Linked DNA regions of Homo sapiens: region 1 is linked to region 2. The links are chromatin loops, found by intact Hi-C in ENCODE. Cell type or tissue: HCT116. All regions are shown on one strand. Each heading gives the region's core, and the rest is flanking DNA. Links, peaks and the distances in the headings are about the cores only.

The links. Hi-C counts contacts between places; a loop is a spot of excess contacts. Peaks named below come from ENCODE experiments on the same cell type or tissue, not always from the same donor. Only the 100,000 strongest peaks of a DNase experiment are listed, where the experiment ranks them.
Region 1: a loop joins it to region 2, with 6 times the contacts of the local background. A loop is called at or near these places in 1 of 110 quality-filtered maps.

The regions. Positions count from the first base shown.
Region 1 is chr9:31,846,228-31,851,615 of GRCh38, forward strand. It overlaps LOC105376013 (a long non-coding RNA gene), which reads right to left and starts at 3,034. Exons shown (of 3, transcript XR_929549.2): 1 at 2,866-3,034. It overlaps LOC124902137 (a long non-coding RNA gene), which reads left to right and starts at 2,434. Exons shown (of 2, transcript XR_007061444.1): 1 at 2,434-2,680. In HCT116, for the core only: no CTCF peak of the experiment used is centred there; DNase peaks (open chromatin) are centred at 1,954 and 2,424; H3K4me3 peaks cover 2,255 bases; H3K27ac peaks cover 1,444 bases.
Region 2 is chr9:32,330,985-32,336,372 of GRCh38, forward strand. All of the region lies in intron 1 of LOC107987059 (a long non-coding RNA gene), which reads right to left. It also overlaps the pseudogene SLC25A5P8. Among named protein-coding and RNA genes, the nearest start is that of ACO1, 51 kb to the right of the region's middle. RefSeq lists a silencer at 364-564. In HCT116, for the core only: a CTCF peak has its summit at 3,341 (motif pointing left); no DNase peak of the experiment used is centred there.

The sequences.
Region 1 (5,388 bases), core at 285-5,284, 480 kb before region 2:
ATGTACATGATTCTAAAGAGTTAAAGAAAACAAATATTAATACATCGGGAAAGAATTTGCTATAGAACAAAAGGAAATCTTTAAGCATATTCATACACCTTTGTTAGGAAGTTAGAAAACACAGCATTCAATGAAAGAGTAGCAAAAAGATGAGATAAAACTGGATTACAAGGAAACTCAAAATTTAATAACAGAATTAAAGAGTTTATTTGAAGCAAAAAAGAGTACATCAGGCAAAAATGAAATCAATCATTCAGAGGGCAAAATAGAAACAATTCTTCCATATCACTTTAGAGTGCTTGTGTTGTTTTGGTGCACAAAACTGTGACTGCACAAAATAAGGCAGAAATGTTATCAGTGATGATGAAATCATTCATGGGTTTTTTCTCTTTTTATACTGTGTTTTATTTTGTAAATATTTTGAAAACAGCCAGTGCTATTCAAATAATCAAAATAAATACACATTATAAAAAGTATGATAGCAGTGCAAACTCAGAGAGATCAATTGTCAGAACAAAACACATGGAACAGATTTTAGTACAGCTGTAAGAAAAAATTGCAAGCTAATTAAAAACTGCATAGATTTTTTAATGTTCAGAAGAAAATTAAGTTAAATTATTATCTTACCTTATACATGTAACTATATAGTAAATGAATCAACTAATTAAATGGACATAAGCCATAAAAAGCTAGAAGAAAACATATTATACTATTTGATTAATCACTCAAGATAGAATTCTAAAGCATACAGTAAAAAAGATGGCATCAAGCAAAAGGAAAAAATATATATAAATATATATTACATATATTTTAATAAAATAATATACCGTTAAAACATTGCTAAATATAGAAAATCAGAAATCATGATAAAGAATCAACAAATATTCAATCACATTTAAAATTAAAGAAAATAATATTAACATGAAATATTAGTATTCATGTATGAAATTGGCAAAAATTTAAAAATCATTTTTCAGAAATTGGGCATAAGGCTTCCTGTGGAAATGGAAAACCATCTAGATGGTGAAACCATCTAGAAAAATAAATTGGTGAAATGTATAAACAGCATTAAAAATTTCTATCATTTTGAACCAGTAATCCAACATTAAATTTTTTATACTTAAAAGATATTCAGAGGTACCCACAAAAATTTATATTTTAAATGTTTATACAACATTATTTATGATGGTAAAAAGTAAAGATAATATAAATGTCCAAGTATAAGAAAATAACTACCTGTTAGTATAGTCATATGTTGGAATCAGGTAATAATTAGAACTTAATTTTTCAAAGAATATTAGGTATAAAATTTTTATTAGGTGATATTACATGACAAAATAGCAATATAGAAACAGTATACAGATGGTCCTCCACTTACAATGAGTTTATATCTCCATTGTAAGTTGAATATACAGTTAGGTTGAAAATGCACTTAATACACTTGCCCTACAAAACATTATAAGCTCAGCCTCGCCTACGTTAAAAGTGCTTGAATATTTCCATCAGCAAAATCATCTAACACAAAGCCTGTTTTATGATTAAGTATTAAATATCTTATGTAATGTATTGAATAATGTACTGAAAGTGAAAAACAAAATGGTTGTACTGGTCCTCAAAGTACAGTTTCTACTGAATGTGTATCACTTTCTCATCACTGTAAAGGTAAAAAATTGTAAGTCAAACCATCTTAAGTTGGGGACCATCTGTGTAAAATACAGTAGTTCTTGCTTATCTGTTGTTTTACTTTTTGTGGTTTCAGTTACCCGTAGTCAACCATGGTCTGAAAATATTAAAGGAAAATTCCAAAATAAACAATTCACAATTTTAGATTGTGGATCATTCTGAGTAGCCTAATGAAATCTCATGCTGTCCCTCTCCATCCCACCCAGGACATGAATCATCCTTCTGTTCAGCATATTCATGCTGTATACACTGCCTGCACTTTGGTCACTAAGTAGCCATCTTGGATACAAGATCATGGGTCATGGTATCACATTGCTTGTCTTCAAGTAACTCTTATTTTACTTAATAATGGCCCTGAAGCAAAAGAGTAGTGATTATGACAATTCAGATATGCCAAAGAGAAGTTGTAAAGGGCTGCCTTTAAGTAAAAAGGTTGAAAGTTCTTCACTTAGTAAGCAAAGAAAACAAAATCATTTGCTGAGGTTTCTAAGATCTAAAGTAAGAATGAACTTTCTATAAAATTGTGAAAAAGAAAGAAATATGTTCTAGTTTTGCTGTCACACCTCAAAATGCAAAAGTTACAGCCACAGTGTATAATAAGTGTTTAGTTAAGATGGATAAGGCATTTAACTTGTGAGTATGAGAGAGCCAGGTACGAGTGGGTGCCCGAAAAAACTCCAGCCGGCCTGTGCACTGAGGGCAGCCTTGGGAAGCTCCTACCCTTTGCAGCGGGGAGGAGCCTGGCTCCTCCTCTTCCTGTGTGGAACCTGGGATTCAAGCCGCCAGGCAAAGTGCCCTAGCAGGGACTCTGGCTTAGTGAGAGTCTCTGTTTCCCCCTTTTCTTTCTTTCCACCCAATAAAACCGGGTCTTACTCATCATTCAAATTGTCTGCGAGCCTGAATTTTTGTGGCCGTGGGACAAAGAACCCCGTCTTTAACGGAACTAAGGAAAAGCCCTGCAACAATTTTGGCGCGCAACGTGGGGACTTGAGAAGCGGTGAGTGAAATGGAGACTCAAAACTCTCTCACTGTGGTTTCTAAACCTTTTCATCCTGGGACTTCTGAGGGTGGGGGAAACCATGCGCCTACCCCCTGTCACTCCAAAGCCTTTTCCTGGCCTTTTCCTTCCTTTTTCAAGTCAGATCTGCGAGCAACGGCTCCCCTCTACCCCCCCATCCTTACCATGGCTGGGACTTATGGCCCAAGGGTCCCACACAGCTGGCTGGCTGGCGTTTTCCACCACATCTCTGGAGACTTCCCCTTCCCCAGCCAACGGGTTTTACTCCATCAGACAGTAATTAAGCTTTTCTCCTGGTAAAGAAAACAGTTGTGTAAGAATAAGAAGTTCTTCTCTAGGCATTTTTAAACCTTTTTTTTTCCCTGTTCTCTACCCCGTCAGCAGTTAAGCTTGTTTTTTCCTTTTAGAAGCCATTTTACTAGGCCAGGCTCCGCAACTATCACTGTTTGTACTCTCTGCAAAGTTTTGGTTGTCCTAGTATGGGGTAATACATAGTAAAATTATAATATTTTGGTCTGAGACAGTATTTGAAAGCCGAGGGTGACCAGGCGCGCTGGCTTCCGCCTGTAATCCCAGCACTTTGGGAGGCCGAGGCGGGTGGATCACGAAGTCAAGAGATCGAGACCATCCTGGCCAACATGGTGAAACCCCGTCTCTACTGAAAATACAAAAATTAGCCAGGCGTGGTGGCACGGGCCTGTAGTCCCAGCTACTCAGGAGGCTGAGGCAGGAGAATCGCTTGAACCTGGGAGGCGGAGGTTGCAGTGAGCCGAGATCATGCTACTGCACTTCAGCCTGGTGACAGGGTGAGACTCCTTCTCAAAAAAAAAAAAAAAAAAAAAAAAAAAGCCCAGAGTTTAGATGGCACTTTTACTCTAATTCAGGACCTTGTAATAGACAACTCAAGGGAAAGAGTGAGGCATTTTGCTTCCTTATGAGCCTCAAGAATGATGTCCTTCTAACATTCACAGTTCCACAGTTCTGTGGGTCTGCCTCTCCATCATCAGACTGTTTTAAATGTTTGCTTCTTCTCCTTGCACATCCTCTTCCCACATCTGAATTAAACTATTCTTAGTGCCTCTTCTCCTTTCCCTTTCGCTTTGGAGAGACAATACCTTTTTTCTTCCTTGCAGCACTTTAACATCTTCTTCTAGGGTCATACCCTGTTCTTCAACTCCTTTCCCACTCTAACCCCATGAGTGTGGCCAATGACAGCACCCCATCTCCTGATCCATAGAGGCAGACACAGGTCTGAGATCTGAGCATTCATGGGACTACCGCCCTTGCTTTTTTGAGGGGTTCAAATGCCAACAAATCAATCAAAACACTTCACTGAATTTTTTCTGATTGAAGTGAATGCAGGAGAATTTCCCCACCCACCATTTCTGGGTGAGTTTGAAAATATATAAGCAATGATTCTATACTCCTGAGCTTATTCCATCTGAGAGAACACAGAGGAAGCACAGACTGCTGACAGCTTTTGGAGGCTGGAACTATTTATACCAGGGTTATCTATCTCATCTTTTTCTACAGATTATTTCCTTAGATCAGTTTTTTGTTGTTGTTGTTTTACTTAAACTAGTTTAAATTTTCAAATGAAAACTGGCCAGTATAACACACAACCTCATCACGCTTAATTCTACAAGTTATGTATGTTAACTACGACTATTCTATTTAGACATAGGGAAGTTTGAAACTCACCCCCCTAGCCCATGCTGGCAATTTTTCCAATATAAATAAACATCTCTGCTCTCTCTCTTTAGCCTAGAGAATTTTCATAACCAGAAAGAAATGTTCTTTTGGCTATAAAGTGTCTATAGGTTATAATGGCAAGAACAGTATAAATAATAAGACAACGTATATTTATTTTCAACAGTAGTAATCAGAAGATTTAATATACATTTCTAACACTTTGAAGGATAAATTATAATAAAATGGCTAGGGATAATATAGATGACGCATATAAATCTAGTGAATAAACTGCATTAAATATTATACATTGCAAAAAGATTTGCAAAGCAACTTCTTTTCTAGTGCCCATGGATGACTTATAAAAATTGATTGTGTATCAGAGAAGAGAGAAATCCTCAGTAATTACTCCAAAGCAGGTTTTAAATACTGAGGTTTATGCAATAAATAACTTTATTTATGAAATATAAAAATATTCAATCATTTGTATTTTTTGAATCACTATCCTATATAACTCTTTGTTCTAAAAGAAATCAAAAGGGCAATTCTTCGCATTAGGATAAGGGTAATAGTACACAACAAAATCTGTGGTTCTAATAAAAGCAAAAATCTATGAAAAAGTACACCATTAAATACATTAATATTAGCAAAAAAGAAATTATCTAGATGTTCAATTAAAATTATTTTTAAGTAGAACAAAGTATTATTGGAGATAACATAAGGATGATGAATTGGAAAAGAGAAAATTCATATAGTTATTTGCTCCCATTCATATACCTAACAATAGGCAGGGCCAAAACAGCTTCAAACACCATACTTTGGAATGCTTCATTATACCTCATCTAGTACAATCAGCAAAAGAAAGGGTACGTGTATACAAAGACAGTCATGGAAAAGTCAAATGAAGAAAAATATTTGTTGATTTAAAAAGAATAGGCTGTCCCTTACAACATATAAAGAATTAAATTCCAGATAATTTTTTGCACTATATAATTATA
Region 2 (5,388 bases), core at 306-5,305:
ATCAACTCTCATGACCTGGTTTGAGCCAGCTTCAATATACAGCTGGAAAGACATGTGACTTAGATTCTACAATCAGATAAACCTATAATGGAACTTCCCACAGCAACGCAGGAGGGTTGTCCCTGAAACAGGCCTGAGATGCATTTGGGCATTGTTCCTGATCTCAGAGTCTCCTGGCCTACCTGGAGGTTTTGTAAACTTTTTTAAATTTTTTTAACAAATGCCTCTTATGCTTTGACTTAAGACTTAGTAGAGTGGATGATCTTACTTGCAAAGAAGAACTCTGGTCAATTATAATGAGGATCTTTCTGTTTCAGACAGAGAGAGGTACTTGTACGCAGAATTAAATATTGCCTCCACTGAGCCTGTCTTTAAAGTTTAGGATTTCCCTACGAGCGTGAATTCAGGTTTCATCCAATCCCGTGTGTTCCCCACTGATAACAGTGTTAGGCAAAAACAACCTCATACTCAGATTTCTCTGCAACTCAAGATAAATGAAGGGTGTGGCTTTACTGTGTAATGAAGTGTCTAACAAGAGTCTCAAAAAGACTTGGAAAGAGTGGGGAGTAATTCCCTCCACTTCAGTGGTGCCAGCTCTCACATTCATTAAAGAGGCTGAAAAACTCTGAAGACAACAGAGGGACCAGGAAGGACATCCATCATGGACACTTTGATAACCTCTCCCGAAAAGTTGGTTCCACAAACTTTACCTTAGATATTGTTCCAGGACTTTCTGGACCACCTGCCTCTAAGATACCTGAAATGCTTGTTTAAAATTATTTCTGCCTTGCCCAGCCTCCTGAGTCATAATACCCAGAGTCAAGGAATATACATTTCAACTTGTGCTTAAATTTTTTAAGAATCAAGCGTCTTTATAACATCACAGAAAAGGGCTCTCTACCGCCCAGCACACCCAAATACATACACACACAAACACACACACACACACACACGCGTATATGTTTTATATATATGCACACACAAATTATATATATTTAAGTATATGTAAGTATATATTTATATATAAATGCACACATACAGAAAATCTCGTGTATATACAGGTATATAGGTATATACAGGTATATAGGTATATACAGAAATTTTTATTCTACAAAGTCTAGATATATAGAATTTTATATAATCTACATATACAGAAATTTCTATATATAGAAAATTATGTGTGTGTGTATATATGTATGTTTATACGTACCCACACAGAAAATCATAGCTATATAACACAAATTACATGTTTAGGCATGCCAGACATGACATTATTATGACAGGTTTAATAAAAAGTTTTAACCTATGGTTTTGAATTAAAAATAAAACTCTCCACAGTGCCTTGGAGATGTGAGAAGGAGTTGAGAGGAGCCCAGTCTATTTGGCTGGGAGTCACCATCTTCTCCCATTTTTCTCTCCATATTTAAAAGCTTCCTGGCTCCAAGGGGGTTTGTCCCCAGGTAGTTCTTTAAAGAGTGCTCTACCGAAGCAGCTTCTAAATGCTGCTGCTTCTTATCATTCATGGAAGATATAGTGCAATTAAAAATAATAATAGCCAACCTTTAAGGAGGTCTGTTTGCAAGGCACCATGCTAAGCACTTTGAATGGATTCCTTCAGTTAATCCTTACAACTATTTGATGGAGGAATCATCATTATTCTCATTCTATAAGTAAGGAAAGCAGATGTAAGCTAATTATCCAAGTTCTCCGCAAGTTAGTGGCAGAAGCAGAATATGGTTGGTGAGAGTCTGACTCCAGAGCCTACACTCTGAAGTTCTGCACCACACTGATAGTGCCTGGCAGTAGTCAGGTCAAAGATAGAGGAGGGAAATGAAAGGTGCTGCAGCAAGCTGTCTGACATATGCATAAGGATCTGGAAGAAACCCCTTGACTCAGAAAATCTTGCAATGTTTCACAAGAGGCTGGGTTTCCTCATTAGCTGATGGGGACTAGTCTGTGACATATGGATGGTGGCAGTGTCTATCACTCCACCCACAGTTTGTGGCCTGAAGAGTTATAAGCCATATATGTATAATTAAGTGGCTACAGTTCTTATTACAGTGGATGGATTCTGTCGGTGCTATCTGATTCTTTTGTTGTCTTCATTAAAACCCAAGTGAAAGAACACTTCCTAGGGTTTCTACTGAACAGAGTGGACAATGGGTGCTTGCTGACTGAATTCTACCTCCTCAACTGCCTTGCTTCTGTTTTTTATTTTACTTATTTTTATTTCTCCAAATTTGTTATTTATCAGGAGTGACTGAAATACAAAATATAATTGAGTCCCATCATCATCATCATGGAAATGGCTTTAAGAGAAAACTGGTTAGATGAATATTATTGCTTCCCATTTTCAACCAGTAAATAGTTCCCACTGATAAACTGACAGCCAGGAGTCTGTTAAGAATGCTCAAGATATGTTATATAATACAACATGCCTGCTCACAGGGGGAAAAAATCCTAGGAAATAACTTATGTGTACTTTTTGATTTCATCACACAAGACAAGCACAAAAGCACCACCCATGCCTCTGAGGACATTGGACCATGCACCCTTGAAAAAAGCTTTGTCTCCTTCATCACGAGCAATCTTCCTCCAGCAGTCAAGTGTGCCTGTGTACATGATGTCAGTTGCTTTGAGTTCTGACTGCATCATCATGCAGCGGCAAACAGTGTCAAATGGATAGGAAGTCAACCCAGCAAATGGAAGTGATGGACTGTGCCATCATCCAGCTGATGACGATGCGAGTGTTCTTGGGATCTGGAAGCATTCCCTTTACAGTGCCATAGATACTGAAGTAGACAGCTTGGTAGATGACAATACCCTGCACAGGCACGTTAAAGCCTTGGTACAGGCCCTTAATCCCATCCGATTTGTAGATCTTAACCAGGCAGTCATCGAGATCTCTGAATCCCCTTTCGCCTCCAGGTCTACCCACATCGGCTGCTAGAAAGGTATGGGCAAAACCAAAAGGGTACACAAAACATAAGGATGTGGCCCCAGCGGCACTGCCCGATGCCAGATTCCCTGCAAAGTCATGCCAAAACTGGGTCTTCTTGTCCACACCACCCAGGAAGATCTGCTTGTTTTTATCTTTGAAGGTGAAGTTGAGAGCCTGGGTGGGGAATTATCTGATGACATTGGCCAGGTTACCGCGCCAGAAGGATAGGACTCCCTGCTCCTTGGGAATACGGACCACACAGTCTATAATGCCTTTGTATTGCTTATCTGTGGTGATTTGCTTGCTGGCATGCTGCACCTGCAGCAGCAGCTTGACCCCCTCGATGGGCACTACTGCCATCTTGGGGATGGCCACAGCGACACCACCTGCCAGGAAGTCCTCAGCGAAGGACAGAGTGGTATGTGTCATGTTGAAAGGAAAGAGGAGGCAGGTGGCTAAGGGATGGGACTGGGATGGGAACTGGCTTTGACTCCGGGGCTGTGGGGCCTGTCTTGCTTTTTGCAGATTTCAAAGGAACTAAAGCCCTTCCCTTAAAGTAATGCATCATTGGTCTAGGTTCATATCCTAACTCTACCACACAAGCTCCGCAACCTCAGGCAAGCTAGCTGACATCTCTGAACCTCAGTTGTTGTTGTTGTTTCTGCATTTTTTTTATCTATAAAAAGATGAACATTCTTAACTCACAGGAATGAAGAGGAAATGAAAACATTTAGCAAAAGTCCTGGCAGAGTAAATACTCAATGAATAGCAACTGCTTGAATTTTTACAAAAACCCTCATCTCTTCCTAAATCATTTATTCATTAATTATTTTTACATAAGTCCCTTTGACAAACTTTTCCAAGTCCTGTGCTTTTGCTTTGTGTACACATATCCTGACAGGGACACTGACAGACAGAGGACATGTGTATATGTTGTTAGACCTGGGCTCACTTTCCCTGCAAAAGCAATGTCTGGAAGATGCCACCCCACCTAGTGCAGTTTGCACAGTGATGCCTACTGTAAGTGAGCCCCAAAGTCTGGAGAGTCAAGCTATCTCTTCCTCCATGCTCTTTATCTTTTCTCTCCAACAAGCAAGATCATGGTTTCTTTTCACATGGCAATAAATAGAAGCAGAAAGTTTCTCCTTCATGTTTTGCCTCCCATCCCTCTGTCATCTGTGCACAGGCTGCCTGGTTCTGGGCATCTCTCTACATCGTGTTATCTTGAGACTCTGTGCATAACAGAGAATAGCAAATCAAATCCACAACCCAAAGCCACACTGAGGAGTAAAACAAACTCAGATAAAAGGCCATGCCTATTCTGACAAATGAGGAGTGCCAGCCCCATCAGCTAAGGTAAGGCTGAGTGACGCCTTTCTGAAGAAATGTCAGGATTTCATTTTCCAGCTTGCCCGCAGTGCATCTCAGGTTGACATCTTTCATGTATTTTTGACATTTACTCATATGAATAAATGGATGTTTGATCTTTCTGGATTTCCTTCTCAGTGACCAGGAAAAGAAAAATGTAAATGCATCATTTTAAGCCCTCAAACCACTGGTTGTAACTGCAAGACCAATAAGGAAACAGACTTTTTACTCTCTTCTTTAACCGATTGATATGTTTACCATTTATTATGTCTTATATGTGTAGCTGCAAGCTCCCTGCCCTCAAATGTCATGGACAAAGCAGTTTCTGAATCTCAGCAATCCTGACATTCAGAGAGGGAGAATTCTTTGTTGTGGAGAGCCATCTGTGCATTGTAGGATGTTTGGCAACTCCATAGCCTCTACCCACTAGCTGCCAGCACCACCCTCTACTCGCATGTGCCAAACAAAAATATTTCCAAACATTGCCAAACATCCAAAGTGGGGCAAAATTGCCCCTGGCTGAAAACCACTAAACTAGATAAACATGTGGGTAAATACCTATAATACAATGAGAAGGTGGTAAAAGATGAGACGTATCAAGTGCTACAAAAGGAAAAACTTGCTCCGCCAGGGAAAGTGAGGAAGACTTCACAGAGGAAATGGCAACTGAGCTACATTTAGAGCTGTTGTTTTTTGAAAATAATTCCTTATTTTGAACTCAAATTAGCCTTCTTACATAACTATTGACTCTTGGTCTAGGCTTTGGTTAATAGTTGTGTATTAGTTAGTTTTAGATAATAGTTGTGTAAAAAGGCAAATATGAGTTCAAAATAAGGAGTTATTCCCAGTCTTGATTTAGACTTTCTCATTTGATTCTTTGAAGTTAATAAATGCAAAAACCAACACTCTACACAAGTATTTCCCAGCTCACACGATACTGTCTGAATTCACCGCTATGGACTCTGGTCTTAAAGGAAAGAAGAATAAGGGAAGAGGTAAATGGGTGAGCTTCAGCCACTATCAATGAATAGGAGGTCAAAGAAGGGAAAGCAAGCACTGGAAACATATGAACAATATCC